2 separate regions of the Homo sapiens genome follow, and region 1 is linked to region 2. The links are chromatin contacts, found by Hi-C or POLR2A ChIA-PET in ENCODE. All regions are on one chromosome and are shown on one strand. The core of a region is the stretch at or near the end of the contact, and the rest is flanking DNA. Distances in the headings are between cores, read along the strand shown.

Region 1 (6,465 bases), core at 1,429-3,928, 8.8 Mb after region 2:
GTTTTGCTATTTTTTAAAGCAATTCTCACAACAGTAAGAAAAAGCTGTTTGAATATGGAAAGTCTACCACATGAAAGAATTTGAGAGAAGGGGAATGAGAAGACCTAGAAAAGATGAGAACATCTGCATAAATTAATTAGTATGGGGATGTGTGTGTGCCTGTGTGCATATGTGTACATGTATATATGCACATACACACACACACACACACACACACACACACACACACGTGTATTTCATATGCCAAAATCCCTCTCTTTATCCTCCTCTGATAATCAGCCTCTCCTACTGATTGCCTTCTTTCAGTTCACGCTATCTTCACTCTGGCTTAAAACCAGATGTGACTCCTCCGTCTTCAGTCCCTTTCATATTAAAGCCTTTCAGTCTCCTTTCTGTTCCCCCATTTCCTCTTTCTCCAACTACTGCAAAAGTTCCTCCCTCACCACTAGTCTCTACTCACTAATCCACTACATTTCTACAATAAGGTTCCTGAAATCCTCTACTTCTCAAACACGTTCAGTGGCCCTCGTGCCGGCTTTTTCAGGGGAAGTTGTCCAAGTGTTCTGTAAAGCAGCCCAGCGCTGAGATCTCCTCTCACCTCCTACACACTAACCAGGTTCTCCTGACACACTTAATATTGTGTTGTTACACAAAAAAGTCCTCCAGGCACCAGGATCTATGCCTCAGCTTCAATTTCTCCCTTGCTCTGGAATACCCTTCAATATCTGGAATACCCTTCAATATCTCGAATATCTATTTCCAAGGCTATATTTACAGATGTTTCACTTCGATGAGAGTATTCATGTTGTTTTACTTTGCAGAAAACCCATTCTTTCTGCTTACTGAATTGTAAACAGTATATGGGTAGGAAACATTCCCTTCTCGTCTTTTTACCTCCTACACTTAGCATGATGTCTGTCTCCTTGTAGGTGCTCAGAAACCATCTGTTGCATTGAATTGCATGGGCTAGAGAGTAGATCAAATGAGTAAGGTTGCAGGTATGGAGGACATAGAGGGTGGAAAGTTCCCACCCTGATTGAAAAAGTACCCACAGTCTCCAGCAAAAAAAAAAAAAAAAATCATAGCCTAATCAAGTGAACCATAGTTGGTGTGATAGTGTCATGGCAAATATAAAGAAAATCTGACTGCTTTATATCTGAAAACTGAAAAAAGATGTCAGCATTTCTCATGTTGCTTTATCTTCAGACAGGTTGTAGATTGATAAAATGTTCATCATTACATTAAACTTTGTATCATAAAAGCACTTTAGATTGAGAACAATCAATAATCCAAATCATGGAAAATTGTGCCCTTATCTTCACTCCGAAAAATACCAAGGAATCAGCTATTATACATCACTGAAAAAAGATCATGTCTCTCCCACTATGCCATACCTCTCTAATCCTGAATTTAGAAGGCTTACGAGAAGCACATGATTGTACATGCAAGACTTAAGCGCAAAAATTCTTGCTCTAGGGCAATTCTAAATATTTTCTGTAGAAATGCTACATCGAAATTCAAATATGTACCTGGGGATTTAGAGCAAGTTGTTTAAAAAAAATCCTGAAGAGGTATTATGGTTAAAAAAAAATTTTTACATGTTAGAAATTGAAGAACGAAAAAATCAAAATAAATTCAGTTAGACATAGATTTTTCCAAATGAGTTTTCATCCCTAGAGACAAACTTTGCAATAAAAATATTAAAATGGCATAATCTAGCATTTAATAAACACACACTGAATGCCAGTCACTGTGTTAGGCACTGCACAGTTCCTTATTTAACCAACATAAGAACCCAATAAGGGTGGTTCTATTATTAACTCCATTTTAGAAAAAACAAAACTGAAGCTTAGAGAGGCAAGTGGCTTGCTCAAGATCCCACAGACACTAAGTGGTGAGCTGATATTCAATCTGGCACTCATCTATCCAAAAAAAAAAAATCTTACTTTCCAATAGCCTGAGGTATGTGCCAGCAACCCAGAGCTGAAGATAATTAGTCAACAAAATTTGTCCTCAGAAAAAGTATTTCTTATTTGATTATGAACTGAAATGACCATCAAGGACTGCAAGTAAGGATGGAAGGGAAAGAATCAGTGGAGACACAATGGGGAAAAGAGAATTAATTCTCATACTGGTTGTATCTATATAAACCATCTTCAAGTTTTTTATGCTTAATGATGTTTATTTTACCTGAGCACTTCTTCAAATAAGAAAAACAATCTTAATTTTTGCCTTGAAAAAAAAGTTTGATTGTGGTCTCAAATCTTTGGACTGGTTCACCTAGCTCCCTGAGCATCTCACCTCCTTCACCCATAATAATCAGCCAGTAATTCCAAAGCCTCTAAAATATCACCATTAGTATGAAGTCAGACAAACATATCACTCTGCCCTCAAGAGAATGTGAACACTCTAAAGGGTACAAAATAGCAATCATACCTGCTTTCGTCCCCGAGGCAGAGTAGCCACCGTGTCTGCTAGCATTTGAATCCTTCTATTATCGTCCATCGTAAGGCTGCCGGTGAGTGTGGAGTAAGAGCTATACGCTGGCCCAGCGCAGAAGTCCGCCAAATTGCCATTGCTGCTGTGTTGCAGGAGCCTTTGTAAAGACATTGTGAATAAAGATCACTCCAGCTAGCACATGGTTGAGTGGCCTTGCAGGATGGGGGAAGCTAAAAGTACAACTGTGACAAGTAATCAAAAGTAGCAAAGCAGAAAGAGCCCATGTGACCTCTGTGGTTTGAGGAACTTGTTACACAAACCCTATCTTGCTATTCACTCCCATTTCTCAAAGCTTTTTTTCTTTAAGCTCCTGAGAGAACCTGGAGCTAATTTTTACAATTTAAAGAAAAATCAACTTATTTTTTCACCTCAAACAGCCAGAATTCTTACGCTTTTATGTTCTGTGGCAAGTTGCATTCACACCACCATTTGCCATTTTTTTCTTTAGAGAAGAAAGAAAAATGTCCCCAAGTGCTACCATTTGTTTCCCATCCATTCTCTTACTTAACATTAGCAATGCAATGCAGAAGTCAGCACACGAGGACATTCAGTTCTTGTGAATATGGGCAAGAATTACAGGTGCCGGTCATAATGTTCTCTCTCGAAGTCCTTGTAATACTGTACTTTCCCTGAAGTATACCCTAGATCATTAATGTTCATCAAAAAGACATTATATCTGCCACTGAGGTTGTAACCATTCAGCATTCTTCTGGTTGTCCTTTTACTACTTTGTCCTTACAAAAATTACCCATGATCTTTACAAAGTACAATGGGAAGGGAAAGCCAGCACATTTAGGGCACAATGTTGCCATTTCTTAGACGAGACTTTGCGGCAGCATCAGCAAGTGGTCCCAGGGGAGGAAAGGAGTGGGCAGGAAGGTAACAGGCAAACCAAGGTGGCACCAAGAACATTGCCTGTTGGTCCCTGCATGTGCATATGGGTCAAGGGCACCATCACCAAGTACTCAAGATCACAGATGCTTTTTTTTTTTTTCCTTTGGCTGAGGTTGGGGGCAGGTAGTTTTGAGAGAACTGGTTTCAGTGGAGGAGTAGGGGAGGCAAGTAAAAGGAAGAATCGAAACAAAAGTCAAAAAGAGAAGTTTTATATGGCACAAAAAGTCAAATGTGCTTTTTAAAATCTCTGAAGATCAATACTAGCATTTGAAAGAGTTAGCAAATCTTTGAACTAAAATGAAATGTGTGTGTACTGGAAGTGAAGATGAATTCAACTCAAGTAGAAATTGCCAAATATAAATAGTAAAATCTGAATTAATAGTGCTTCAAAAGTTGAAGCCAATTATAGATTTTAAAAACTCTATCACAGCATGACTCATTATACTGGAATTGAATTTTGACATGGACAAAGTGATATCACCACAAACATATAACGGTCTAAATCAGGAATTAAAAACACATACGTTTTCAGAAGCCAGGTAAGTAACATAAATGTGTAAGGCAAAAGGGAGTGGTAAATACCTTGGCAACTAAAGAATACATCAATTATAAAGATATTCACGTAAAATCTATATTTATAGATATGTACAGATATGTATACAGGTATATGTGGGGTGTGTGTGTGTGTGTGTGTGTGTGTGTGTGTGTATTAGGAAGACAGAGAGAGAGATTGATTTTAAAAACATTTTCAGGCTAAGAGGCACATAAATTAAATCATCACTATTAATGGATGACAGCAGTCCACTGTACCCTAGGAATCTGATAAAGTTAGGTAAATATTTTTAATTTTTATTCTTAATATTTTAAAATGCCAAATGGAAATTATACATTTGCTTAATATAAGGCCACCCACTCAGGCCAACTGACTCACCCATTTTTATAAATGACTACTAAAATTGTACCAATTCATTGTAATACTGACCTTAAGCTGATGTAAATCATAGATCATCATTCAATTAAGAAACTGGAAAATACTTATTACTTAACTCATGAAATGTGTTAAGTAAAATTTTTCAAATAATGGGATACCTGGATACAAAACAAGGGTCAAAAGTACCTCTGACATCCAGCCAGCCCATATCAATGTGGTCACACCTGTTAATTACAAATTTTTGACCTAGTCTATTTTTATTGGTCATTTCCCTGTTCTGTCAGTGCCTGTGTCATGCCAGTCACTAATATCATGATCAAAAGTGTCCCTTGTGATAAAGGGTGGAGAAACAGTAATCTTTTAAGGGGAATGTGACTTCCAAACAACAAATCCTTGACTTACAAAGGTGTTCTACTGTTTAGAACATCTCTTTTCTTTTAGGATTTACCTTAGGAAAATTATAATAGACCAGACTCTCTTCCCCTTCAGCCTCCCATTTATTTTAGAGAGGTGATTCTGGAAATGAATTGGATCAAGCTACCTAGGTACTCAAAAGATTTCAGGAGTATCTCACTGTTCACAAAAAAATAAAATAAAATAAAAATTATTTTATATTATCTGATTTCATTCTCTGAAATGTCATATCATTTTTTTAGATTCTTCTTTTGAGACTTAATATATTCTAGTTAGGGCAATAGTTAATTGTATACAAATCTGTTTCTCTGCTAATGTCCAATTTCCTTGAAAGCAAGGAACATCTTTTATCTTTAAATGTATACTTTATGTCCTACATACAAAAATTGTTCAATAAATGTTAATAAAAAGAGAAAGGTAGATATTAAACAAAATGATTAAACAATAGTGTTCTGTGGTATTAATAAGGAAAAAAATTAATTTGGTAGGAAATGTATGTACTACAAGCCCATATTCCAAAGTGCTACAATTTTCACTAAGGGGTGATCTGAGAGATGAGGACAGAGTCTCTTAAAAATACGTCTCATCTGCCTTTATGCTCTAAAAGCTAATATTTGTTATGTGGGGCAAAGCTCTTATTTGGAACATTTTGTTCATAAATATGCAAATACCCTTGGAAGGAATTAATCTTTAGTACAAATGAGATGAACACTGAGGGCCTACAACATGGAGATTTGGTAGAGTCAGGTGAGAGGAATATACCTAAAGCACGGAACAGAGAAAGAAAGGTGGAAAGGTTTGCAAGACAAACTGAGCCAACCTTACAATCATCCATGAAAATCTTAGGCAGCTGTAAGAGGGTTGACAACAGGGTTCCAGTGTCACACTACTTAGATTCAAGTCCTAGCTCTGCTGCTTTAAAGACTATGGACTGAGTTGTATCCCCCCAAAATTCATACATTAAAGCCCTGAGCTTCAATGTGTCTGTATTTAGAGATAGGGCCTATAAGGAGGTTAATGAATCATTTAAGGTTAAACGAAGTCATAAGGGTAAGGCTCAGATCTGATAAGATTAGTGCCCTCATAGGAAGAGGTGGCAGAGGACTCTCTCTCCACCATATGAGGACACAGCAAGAAGGCAGCCTCCTGCAAGCCAGGAAGAGATCCCTCACCAGGAACTGAATCTGCCAGCACCTCAATCTTGGACTTCCCAGCATCTAAAACTGTGAGAAAATAAATTTCTATTGTTTAAAGCCACCCAGTCTATGGTATTTGTTATGCTATGGTATTGGTTATGGTGGCTTGAACTGACTAATACACTCTCTAAACTTTAGTGTTCACATATCTAAAACAAAAATTTGCAGGAAAAAATAGACAGAATAGCCCATGAATAGCACATGGTATAAAGTAAGCTATATCTACTGAATTTTGCTTTAAGTAACAAGCCTTCAAAAGGAAAAGCTAAAAAAGGATATAACATGAATTCTATATGAATAGCCCTATTCATTACTAAGTGCCTCTATGTGCAGCAAGGATGCCCTTGTCACCCTGAAGAAGTCTAAAGGCTACACAATACATGTGAATTCCTTACCATCGAATATCAAGATGTGTTTGAAAACCATCATCAGAGCCAATGTGTGAAATTTCTGGATTATTGTAAGACACAGAAGAAGAGTAACTGGTTGCTTAAAAAATGAGACTTCCTCTATGCCTTTCTGATCTTAAGA
Region 2 (5,958 bases), core at 257-2,756:
AGAGAGAAAAGGGGAAGAGGAACAGGAGGAAAAAGGGGGAGGGGAGGAAGTGGAGGAGGGGAAGAAGGACGTAATAGAGGAAGAGATATAGTTTTATTGTCACATAGAAATGACAGTAGGAATCAATTTTTTCACTGTTGGTCTTTAGGAAATCATCTGACTTTCTCTGAGTTAGAGTATGATCGATTATTAGAAAATGGTAAAATGTGTTAAAAACTCTCTTTGTACGGTTTTGTGAGAAATGTGTAATGCTTAAAGACTAACCAAGAGCCTCTTGGCTAAACCAGGTTGATGTCAACAATAGCTAGTACTTATTTGAGTCACCTTGATTTTCCCTCCTCTTGAGAACTTTCTCTAACCAGTTTAGGCTGCAGTCATGCCTCCTTTCCTTTCTCTGAACTCTCACAATTATTGCCTAGATCTCGTTTGGTAATTAATCATGTGCTACTTACTGCCTGTGTCATCTCTTGTATTGTTTTCTTAAAATATTTACACTTTTTTTTCGGTTGTCACTTATCTTTCCAGCTGTCATTTTCTTCAACTATTTACGTCTCTGTTACTCATCTTTCCAGCCATCCTGGCATCCCATTAAGGTGAAAGCTCTCTGAGGCAGGAACCTTTTCTCAGATTTCTTCGAGTCTTCCACAGCACCCCACATTTGACACACATCTGCTACTTCGCAAATGTGTGCTGCCTTGGCTAAATTTTTAGAAGCTGAACTTTTAGGAAAGCTACTATTTTTGAACTCAGAAAAATACCTACCATCCACTAAACAGCTGTACCGAAGTTTGGGTGACAGGGAACCTAAGTTCACTTGTTGCATCTGGCAGCCTCAAACCATGAACCCTCACTGCAAAGCGAGGATGAACGCGCTGCTGCACCTTGGAGAGCTCTTTCGGACAGGTACGGAGGGGAGGGCGTAGAAGAGGGCTGGCACCAGCAGCGCGGTCCAGTCCTCCGAACGGACTGATGGGACTGATGGGAGAGACCTCTTGCACCTCTCGGGGATGTGCGCCTCGGAGGATGCGAATTAGCTTGCGCACAGGGCGCCTTGGGGATAGCGCTGTCCAAGTACAGGCTTGGGTGATGGCTGGTGGGGTCCGGGTCGACATTTTCCCTTCCCGCTCCCGGACTTCTGCACACACGCGCTGCTCGGCGCAGCCGTCTTTGCCCGGCGCCTTCCTCCGGGACACCCAGCGAGAGGGGTGACCGGGCGGCGGCGGGAGAGGCGCACGCTCCCGGGCGCGGGCGAACTTGCGCACCTGGCACCTGCCACACAGCGAAAGCACCGGCCAGCGAGCGGAGGGGCGCCGCCCCCGCCCCCTCTCCCCGGAGCGGACCGAGACCGAGCACGCTCCCGCGGGCCGGCAGCGCCGCGGAGAGAGTGGGTGGGCAGGCGAGGGAGGGGAAGGGAGAGGAAGGAGGGAGGGAGGGAGAGGGCGAGGCGCGTTCCCGCGACGGGGGCGCGCTCTCGCGCGGGCTGCCGGGATCGCTCGCCGCCGCTGTGGTAATGTCCGCCATGTTGGCCATGGCGCAGGGAGCGGATCGGGCGGGCGAGCGGCGGATCTAGTGTGTGGAGGCGGCCGCGGGCGCGGGGGGCTGTTTTCGGGCGGGGTGGGCGCCCATGCTGTGGCCGGGGGCAGTGAGGAGGAGGAGGAGCGGGCCGGCCGCGCTGCACTGAGGAAGGAGGTGGAGGAGGCGGCGGGAGTCCTCCCCCCCTCCCCGCCCGCCCCGCCGCCGCCGCCCGGGCTGTTCCTGTAAGGCGGGGAGACAATGAGTAAACTCTCCTTCCGAGCGCGGGCGCTGGACGCCGCCAAGCCGCTGCCTATCTACCGCGGCAAGGACATGCCTGATCTCAACGACTGCGTCTCCATCAACCGGGCCGTGCCCCAGATGCCCACCGGGATGGAGAAGGAGGAGGAATCGGTAGGGACTCGAGTGTTTATTACCCCCCCTTCCCTCCTCCCCCCTCCCCTTTGTCAGTCGGGCCTCGCCATTCACAGAGCGCTTTACGCTCGCTGGAGGGCGCCGCTGCCGCTCTAACGCACGGGACTCTACGCCGGCGGAGTAGCGTAAACCCTCTCGGCCGGCGTAGCGCCCGCCCGCGGCCGCCATGTTGTTGCGTCCCAGTGTTGTGATTAGCTCGCAGCGCTGCTTACGCTGCCGTAAGGGGGCCTTGCCGTAAGCGGCGGCCGGGAATGGCGCAGGGGATGCGCTGGCCGCTCTTGGCGTACGGTCTCTGTTTACCTTTCCACCTCCCTCTCTCAGGCGCGGGGCTAATTAATGGCGTGGTATTATTTGGCTAGGCAAGATTATTATTTTTTCCACTTTTAACTTTGGCTTTGTATTGAGTTCTCTTTGAAATGACTGTGGAAGGGTGCTTTCAAAACAAACATCTTCCTCCCAGCAATGTAATCATCCTGGCTCCCCCGCCCGCGAAGGTGCAGCGGGATGAGGCGGTGCAGCACTGCGGCGGGGGAGGGCGGGGGCCACGACTACCGAGCGGGTCGTAGCGTCCGAGGGCCGCCCGCCGGCCAGTTCTGCCGACCCGAGCCGGGCGCGGGGCGGACGGGCTCTGCCTGCTCCGCCTGGACGGCCGTGCTCCGTGCGCAACGTTAGAGAGGAGCCGGGGATGCCCGGAAGCGAGCCGCCGGCGTTGCGTTGTCCTCGAGAATTGTCATTGCGAGGTGGTCCTTAGAAGTTGAGGACCTAGTGCATCTAAATTGGCAGTTGTAATTTTGATAATACAGCACCTTTTGGGAAAATTGCTGCTTTTCCTCCGATGGGTTAAATTTTGCAGACGGTTGGATTTCATCTGGCTTGACAGAGAGTGTTTATGACTCGAGTGGTGTTACTTGCGTGCGAAGTTCATAGTAACTGCACCCTCAAGAATTTCTTCAATGAACCTACAGTCCCGCCTTATTGTCAACCTCGGGTGTGTGTGGATTGGTTCTCTTGCTTCAGTGACTGTCAAAAGGAAGCTCGAGGTTTCAGTGATTGGTTTTCTCTTTTGACTATTAATATTGCAGGAAATGCTTTTATGCCTTCGATTGGCTGGTTGAGTTCTGACCTCATTATGTTACCCTGTTAATACTACTTTGCTCTTATTTAATCACATTTCTCTTTGATGTATAGTTACTTGAAAGTCTTACATTTTCAGTAGAAAATGCATATGGCCGTAGCATCGGGATGAACTTAACTGTGTGTGTACACACACAAATATGTAATAGATATATATACACGCACATACACATATATATTTGTGTGTGCATATATATAAATATGTTTATAATCAAAACCCAGCATTTATCCCTAAGGTTTAGAGCTGTGAGAACTTTTTTTTTTGTATGTGAGAACTTTTTTTTTTAATTTGTTTCTAACGACTCAGTTTTCCATGGGAAGGAAAATTAAAATAAAATCATATTATATACAATAGTTAATTACATTGAACCCTAATAAGCACAACTTTGGATATTTTTGCTATTTTGTGGGTCTTGATCCAAAGAAAGATGGCCTTAAAAGTACCAGTATTGTGTGTAATTACTTTGATCCTATTATTTTAGAACTTGAGTCAAATCTGTTCTAGGCCGGGCACGGTGGGTCACGCCTGTAATCCCAGCACTTTGGAAGGCCGAGGTGGGCGGATCATGAGGTCAGGAGTTCGAGACCAGCCTGGCCAGTATGGTGAAACTCCGTCTCCACTAAAAATACAAAAATTAGCCGGGCCTGGTGGTGCGCGCCTGTAATACCAGCTACTCGGGAGGCTGAGGCAGAAGAATTGCTTGAACCCGGGAGAAAGAGGTTGCAGTGAGCAGAGATCGTGCCACTGCACTCCAGCCTGGGGGACAGAGCGAGACTCCGTCCCCCCCAACAACAAAAAAAAGGAAATCTGTTCTAGAGTGAACAGTTAACTCCTGGAAGGTATATTACTTTTTGCAATCACCAACATACGTGGTCCTTAGTATGCCACATATGTTTTGGTATTTTAATTTAGTAAGATAACTTAGAGTAATTTTTTCATGCTTCATTAAAAATAAAAGTGCTTAACTCGTGTTGCAATTTTTTGTTTATTTGTTTTTTGAGATGGAGTTTAGCTCTTGTCGCCCAGGCTTGATTGCAATGGCGCGATCTCGGCTCACTGCAACCTCCGCCTACCAGGTTCAGGTGATTTTCCTGCCTCAGCCTCCCGAGCAGCTGAGATTATAGGCGCCCACTACCTCGCCCAGCTAATTTTTGTATTTTTAGTAGAGTCGGGGTTTCACCATATTGGCCAGGCTGGTCTCAGACTCCTGACCTCAGGTGATCACCCGCCTCGGCCTCCCAAATTTCTGGGATTACAGGTGTGAGCCACTGCGCCTGGCCGCGCCTTGCAGACTTTTTTTTTTTTTTTTTTTTTTTTTTTAATTTATTACCGAGTCTAGCTCTGTCGCCAGGCTGGAGTGCAGTGGCGCGATCTCAGCTCACTGCAACCTTCGCCTCCCGGGTTCAAGTGATTCTCCTGCCTCAGCCTCTCAAGTAGTTGGGACTACAGGCACGTGCCACTATGCCCAGCTAATTTTTGTATTTTTAGTAGAGACGAGGTTTCACCGTGTTGGCCAAAATGATTTCGATCTCTTGACTCTTGCTCCACCTGCCTCGGCCTCCCGAAGTGCTGGGATTGCAGGCGTGAGCCACCGTGCCCTGCCGCGCCTTGCAATTTTTTTATTAGCTCTTTTAGAAAGAATTATTTTCAAACTAGAGCATGAGTGCTAAACTTGGATACTTTTCAGTAGCCTACTTCAATTGCCCAATTTTAAGGAAGAAGAAATCCAAATTCTGATAAAACTAGAGTTGAAACCCAGAACCTCTGATTCTTTGTCCTGTCCTTTCTGCCTCTTTAATACATGCTAAAAGTGGAGATTCTTAAAATCAAAATTAAGCAAACCGTAACAGTTAAGATTTATAGTCTGAAATCTTTTGCTTCCCAGAGTGTCCAATTGGAGTATTAGTTTTTCTTTTTCTTTCTTTTTTAAATATGTATGTCAGAAGACTTGTGTTTTCATGAGTGACAGCAAATTCATTTCTCTGGTCTTACAGGACTTCTGTTATTAAACAGAATTATGTATTTATAAAAATGGTTCTGCCTTGATAAATATTTCTAAGCAGCAGTAAAATGTCATACATTTCACAAATGTTTTGTGTTTCACTTGAATTGCATTTTAAGTAACTTTCAATATCTAGATGTCCTTAACTCCTTATTTTTATAAGATTTTTTTCTTTTAAATCAGTAGGCTTGTAACAAACAAACCAACCTTGGCTTACGGATTCACAATTGTTGCTGGGTGTCTCTGAACTGTGCTGTCCTGCTTGGTTGGCAAAATCTTTTGAAGCCTTCATGGATGGCTTTTTCCCATTCCCCCTCTATCCCCACCCACCCTTAAAATTAAGGCCTGTCTCTTCTGTGTAGCTATTGGACTATCATTAGACTTCGTTTATATAAACAAAGTCATTATTCAAGTTCGAGTTACATTCTGACTGAGTTACATTCTGACAATGCCTGGATGAGGTGATTTAGGTGTTCTTGGGCATTGGTAACATTGTATCATTGATAATCATGTCATCCTGTGTAGCCTCTTCTTTTGGACATCCAAACATCTTTTACTTCTTTTCTTCCCTATCCTTATTATCATTGTCCTCTGCTAAGAGCTGCCAGTTGGCATCCTCCTTTAACTTGGTCTTTGTAATGCTCCTCACGGCACTTGGTCTAGGTCAAGTACTGTACACTTATGTTTATTTAGAATTTAGACCAGAAAGATCAGGCAGCCAGCGGTTCTGCCGCCTCCCCATGAGTGTTGTATAGTGGTAGTTGATGTTTTTACTAATACTTGCCATTTACTGAATACTTCATATATCCGAGATACTGTGTTAAGGGCTTTACATATATTATTTCATTTAATCCTTTTTTTAAATAAACTTTTT

The links. A loop is a pair of places that touch in the nucleus more often than their neighbours do. ChIA-PET counts read pairs that join two places held with the same protein, here RNA polymerase II (POLR2A). Pooled maps may share reads with other maps.
Region 1: a pooled map shows a loop between it and region 2 (6-fold over the local background). The contact joins the promoter of CYTIP here to the promoter of EPC2 in region 2. A Hi-C loop is called at or near these places in 1 of 37 single-sample maps with no recorded cell type and 3 of 50 pooled maps. POLR2A ChIA-PET finds 5 or more read pairs at or near these places in 1 of 52 experiments (B cell).

Annotation. Positions count from the first base shown.
Region 1 is chr2:157,441,411-157,447,875 of GRCh38, forward strand. CYTIP (cytohesin 1 interacting protein) reads right to left here and starts at 2,679. Exons shown (of 8, transcript NM_004288.5): 1 at 2,437-2,679. The coding sequence starts at 2,610. RefSeq lists enhancers at 1-81, 2,340-2,439, 2,480-2,529.
Region 2 is chr2:148,643,245-148,649,202 of GRCh38, forward strand. EPC2 (enhancer of polycomb 2) reads left to right here and starts at 1,507. Exons shown (of 14, transcript NM_015630.4): 1 at 1,507-1,926. The coding sequence starts at 1,774. RefSeq lists silencers at 1,161-1,740, 2,501-2,590 and enhancers at 1,580-2,084, 2,681-2,830.